Regions from separate parts of the Homo sapiens genome. Here region 2 is linked to region 1. Evidence: read pairs that join two places in POLR2A ChIA-PET (ENCODE). Cell type or tissue: IMR-90. All regions are shown on one strand. Each heading gives the region's core, and the rest is flanking DNA. Links, peaks and the distances in the headings are about the cores only. Region 1 overlaps RALGAPA1 (Ral GTPase activating protein catalytic subunit alpha 1). Region 2 overlaps BRMS1L (BRMS1 like transcriptional repressor).

The links. ChIA-PET counts read pairs that join two places held together with the same protein. Peaks named below come from ENCODE experiments on the same cell type or tissue, not always from the same donor. Only the 100,000 strongest peaks of a DNase experiment are listed, where the experiment ranks them.
Region 2: POLR2A ChIA-PET joins it to region 1 with 19 read pairs; 3 of 35 experiments call an interaction of 5 or more read pairs at or near these places.

The regions. Positions count from the first base shown.
Region 1 is chr14:35,739,647-35,742,465 of GRCh38, reverse strand. It overlaps RALGAPA1 (Ral GTPase activating protein catalytic subunit alpha 1), which reads left to right. Exons shown (of 42, transcript NM_001346249.2): 11 at 1-98. Among named protein-coding and RNA genes, the nearest start is that of SNORA101B, 22 kb to the left of the region's middle. In IMR-90, for the core only: no CTCF peak of the experiment used is centred there; no DNase peak of the experiment used is centred there.
Region 2 is chr14:35,827,880-35,830,698 of GRCh38, reverse strand. The region is part of intron 1 of BRMS1L (BRMS1 like transcriptional repressor); the gene reads right to left. Among named protein-coding and RNA genes, the nearest start is that of BRMS1L, 3.0 kb to the right of the region's middle. In IMR-90, for the core only: no CTCF peak of the experiment used is centred there; a DNase peak (open chromatin) is centred at 1,048.

The DNA.
Region 1 (2,819 bases), core at 11-2,510:
AGCCTGAAGAAATTGTGATCACTTCTTCAGACCTCCCTTGCATTGAAAATGTCACAGACCATGATATTTCAATGGAAGAAGGAGAAAAAAGAGAAGAGGTGAAGTTATAAGATTTATATATTTTAGTGTTAGTCTAATAGATTAAGAGTTTTGCAGAAACATAATAATGGGTTAACACAAATATACTTATTAAATGGGAAGATAAAGATATCTTTCAGTATATTTTGCAACAATTTAGGTAATATAAGTAGTCATCTCAGTACCGTATAGCAAAGCCCTGTGATACCACAACTTTTAAAAATTAGTATTGAGGTTGTATACTGATTCTTTAAGCCATTGTCTAGATAAAAATTAGGTACTGTTATAAAGGTATAATATTTCAAACTGTGGTACTACATCAAAATGGATTTTAAAATACATACTTTCAGGGGGTTGTTATTACCAAACCACAGTTCCTCCTTTCCTGGAAGGAGTAACTATTTAGGAGTGGCTACCCAGCATAAGCTACAGTGTTTGTGCCCCCTCCTTGGAATCTTTTGCACTAGAGCTGATTTCAGAATGTGAAACTTCTTGACTTGGTAAAATAAGTTATTCTGTGATAAGAAAGACTAGAGTTTACTCACAGCAGGGAAAAGATGAGAAAAGAGAGAGTAGTAGAGGTGGCATTTGGGTTCCTGGGGTTCCATTTATTCCTTTGATTGTTCAACCTTTGTCACAGGTCAGACTCTCCAACAGCAGATGCTAAGATGGAGTTAGGAGTGCAGAAAGTTTATTGAAAGTGATTTATCTGTTTTGTCTGATTTGCCTTTCACCATAAAGTTGTCTGCGATTGATACATATCTTGCTAAATCTAGATAGGAATGATTGAGTAATGCTTATTCACTTTAGTGGTTAATCTAACCTCATCAGTGGAATTTAGTCAGGATACTAATGTGTGGATGAATAGGCCAGTTCTGTAGGGATTTGATGAGCCTGAGCGTGTGTGTGTGTGTGTGTATACGTGTATATGTATATATACACACAAACATAGAGCACCCTCCCCCCTTCTAAGAAAGGGAAAAATGTAACTGAGAAATATAATTGAAGTAAATAAAATTAACCATATGAATTATGAAATAATATCTACAGTCCTAATTCTTACACACCAATGAAAAATATCAAATTTATTGATATTTTTATGCTGGAAAATAAACCTATGAGTTTAAAAAGAATTTGTTTTCTCTGACTTTTTTAGTCATGATGTGCCATATATAATGAGCCTACCCCACATCATTTACTATTCTTAAATAAGAATGATGGATAATATAAACTATCTACATACATAATTGAAAAACAAACAATGGAAGGAATGAAAGGAGAGAGGAAAGGGTAGATTGGTGATGTTAGGTATGTTGTGTAGGTTTGTTCTATTCGTTACTCAAGTAGTGTAACCAGCACTGGCTGCCATTAGAGATGTGGTTTTTCGAAGTGCCAGCGACTCTTGCAAATGGTGTGGACCAAACCCAAAAGGTATAATGTTCTGGTTTACATTTCTGATAAATTCAATATATAAGGGAGTCATTTAAATTTTTGGTGTTACAGTTATAAAGTGGAATTATGTTATAAATTCAGATAATTGTAAATGGGTTTTTAATTTTATTTATTATTATTATTATTTTGAAACAAGGTTTTCCTCTGTCGCCCTGGTTGGAATGCAGTGGCATGAGCTCAGCTCACTGTAACCTCCACCTCCCGGGTTCAAGCCATCATCCAGCCTCAGCCACCCAAGTAGCTGGGACTACAGGCACTCGCCACCATGCCTGGCTAATTTTTTTGTATTTTTAATAGAGACAGGGTTTCACCATGTTTCCCAGCTGGTCTTGAACTCCTGAGCTCAAGTGACCTGCCCACCTCAGCCTCCCAAAGTGCTGGGGATGACAGGCGGGAGCCACAGCCCCTGACCTAAGTGGGCTTTTAAAATTCTCATAGCATCTGTGAGACATTTGAAAGACATACAGAATACAAGACAGTTTCTTTTTTGTGTGTAGGACTGTCATGTGCTGTGTAGGATGCTTAGCATTCTCTGTCCTATTTCATTAAATTCCAGTGGTATCTTTTATTTATTGTGACAAGAAAACACTCACAAATTTCAAAATACCATACAAAGCTTTTGGTTGCCCACATTGAGAACAAGTGTTGGAGGTAGAAACATGAGCAGACATTATTTCTACCTTCACATAACTTCTGGTTTAGCTGGAAGACAAACATACAAAATAAGTATTATTATAAAACAGTGTTACTGCTATGATCCTAGAGCATGAAAGAGAGAACACCTAACTCTGCTTGGGGAAATCAGGGAATGCTTCATGGAAGAGATAGTATAAGATAAAAGAACAGGTAGACAAATGGGAAAGGTAACACACCGTGTGAATAGCACCTGCAAATGTATGAGAAACCTTGAAAATATTTTTATTTGGCTGCAGCGTAGAGTAGATGAGACAGAACAGCAGGAAATATGAGATAGACAGGACTAGATTCTGTTCAGTAACTTGTATGCCATGTTAGTAGGCTTTAATTACATTCTAGAAACTGGAAAGCCTTTGAATAAGAGAGTAGCATGAACAGTTACATACTTGAGAAGGTCATACCAGGCCCAGAATGGAGGATAGATTGTAGGTCAGTCTGTAGGCAAGGAGACCAGTTAGGAAGGATTAGCAAAGTTTGGAAGTGAGATGATAAGTACCTGATCTAGGACAGCGGTAGTTGCAGTGGAAATATAAGGGAGAGGACAGATATACTAGTGTTTTTGAGGAATGGGGAGGTGTCGCAAGTTTCTTTCT
Region 2 (2,819 bases), core at 53-2,552, 88 kb before region 1:
CTCACATGGCTGATTTGCCTGTCACATAAAAAAAGAAAAGTGGCCGGGTGTGGTGGCTCATGCCTGTAATCCCAGCACTTTGGGAGGCTGAGGCTGGAGGATTGCTCGAGCTCAAGCGTTCAAGACCAGCCTGGGCAACATGGTGAAACCCCATCTCTAATAAAAATACAAAAATTAGCCAGACATAGTGGTGGATGCCTGTAGTCCCAACTGCTCGAGAGACCGAAGTGGGAGGATCGTTTGAACTTGATAGGCAGAGGTTGCAGTGAGCCAAGATTGCGCCAGCCTGGGCAACAGAGATCCTGTCTCAAAAATAAAAAGTGAAAGAAAGGCCAGGCATGGTGGCTCACTCCTGTAATCCCAGCACTTTGGGAGGCTGAGGCAGGCGGATCACCTGAGGTCAGGAGTTCGAGACCAGCCTGACCAACATGGAGAAAACCCATCTCTACTAAAAATACAAAATTAGCTGGGCGTGGTGGCACATGCCTGTAATCCCAGCTACCTGGGAGGTTGAGGCAGGAGAATCGCTTGAACCCAGGAGGTGGAGGTTGTGGTGAGCCAAGATCGTGCCATTGCACTCTAGCCTGGGCAACAAGAGCGAAACTCCATCTCAAAAAAAGGAAAAAAAAAGAAAAAGAAAAAGGAAAACTAATCTTATTATGTTTACCACAGGCTCTCCTGGTCTGCCATTCCTACGTTCCCTTATTCCGTCTACCCATATTACTATCAGTGAGAAAGAGGCAAATGAGGAGGAAAATACAAACTTTTTAAGGAAAGCAACTGTTAATTACCAGGTCTGTCCTATAGTCCACATTTTCTATGTTCATATCACATATATTCATTCATCAAAATAACTGAAGCACAAAATGATCTGCATCTTGATCTTCATCAAATAAAAGTCAAACTATGAGAAAGAGTTAAATCATGTTCAATTATTTTTATATAACATGGAAGGCTGACTCATTTTTTTCTCATTTTCTAAAACAGATTAAAAATACTTCTGGCTTTTGATTGCTTACTTCTTGGCTACTCAAAACTTGGTCCCTCAAGATGACTCACTATCCAAGTTCTCTGGATAGTAGAGGCTTTTCCGTAGCCTTAGAATTTGCTCAGCACCAACATTTGAGAAGAAAACACTGTGAAAGTTTAACATGAAAGACATATGGTAGAACAGAGATGCTTTAACAGAAGCAAACTGCAAAATTTATTTAAACAATTTCTTTGCACTTAAAATTTTGACTTGTAGTTCAAATTATTATCACATTCTTCAAAAATTAAGTTGTTCATTATTTTTTGGGATGGAATTTTTAAAAGTTAAAAATCACAAGAGTCAACATAAAAATTATAGGGGGAGAATTTTAACAAATAGAATTTTATGAGATCCTTGCTCCTATCATAAATGCAAGAACATCTGAAGACAAAATACTTTATAGATCTAAGAAACATATTCACCAACAGGCCAGGTGCAGTGGCTCCCGCCTGTAATCCCAGCACTTTGGGAGGCAGAGTCGGGTGGATCACTTGAAGTCAGGAGTTCAAGACCAGCCTGGCCAACGTGGCAAAACCCCATCTCTACTAAAAACACAAAAATTAGCCGGGTGTGTTGGAGGATGCCTGTAATCCCAGCTACTCAGGAGGCTGAGGCTGGAGAATCTAATCCAGGAGGCAGAGGTTGCAGCGAGCCAAGATCGTGCCACTGCACTCCAGCCTGGGTGACAGAGCAAGACTGTCTCAAAAAAAAGAAAAAAAAAAAAGAAATATATTCCCATACAGTCTCCTTTCTCTATATTCCCCGCTTTTGAAATCTCACCTACTTTCATGGCAAGGCAGATGACTTACAAATTATTCTCCCCTTCCCATATCGGGCAGGTTCCAATGTCACATTTCCATTTGTCAGTTGGGCAATCTTAAGCATACTGCCATCACTCCAAAAGCAACACGTCGGCCAGGCACGGTGGCTCACACCTATAATCCTAACACTTGGGGAGGCCGAGGCAGGCAGATCACCTGAGGTCAGGAGTTCAAGACCATCCTGGCCAACATGGTGAAACACAAAAATTATCTGAGCGTGGCGGCGCATGCCTGTAATCCCAGCTACTCGGGAGGCTGAGGCAGGAGAATTGCTTGTACCCTGGAGGTGGAGGTTGCAGTGAGCCAAGATGATGCCATTGCACTCCAGCCTGGGTGCCAAGAGCAAAACTCCTTCTCAAAAAAAAAAAAAAAAAAAGGCTGGGAATGGTAGCTCATGCCTGTAATCCCAGCACATTGGGAGGTTGAAGTGGGTGGATCACGAGGTCAGGAGTTCGAGACCAGCCTGGACAACATGGAGAAACCCTGTCTCTACTAAAAATACAAAAAATTAGCTTGGTGTGGTGGCACCCGCCTATAATCACAGCTACTCGGGAGGCTAAGGCAGGAGAATTGCTTGAACCCAGGAGGCGGAGGTTGCAGTGAGCCAAGATCACGCCATTACACTCCAGCCTGGGCAACAGAGCGAGACTCCATCTCAAAGAGAGAAAAGAAAAAAAAAAGCAACATGTCTGAAATACTCTTTTCTTTCACCTTCATCTCAAATCTTTCACTTTTCTATTTCTGTTGATGCTACCGCCACTCTCCTTGTATCTTGGTTTTTCTCTTACCTTCAATCCTAAACTTGCATTCATCAATCCTGTTTTGTGCTTTCTTTGAAATCACTCACATCTATACTTTCCTGTTCTTTTCCGAGCTCAACTCCTTCTCCCAAGGTTTTCACGCTCTTTTGAATAAGCCCCAAACTCTGGCCCTTGTACTTTTTCTTACATCCCTCTCCCTGCAGGGAT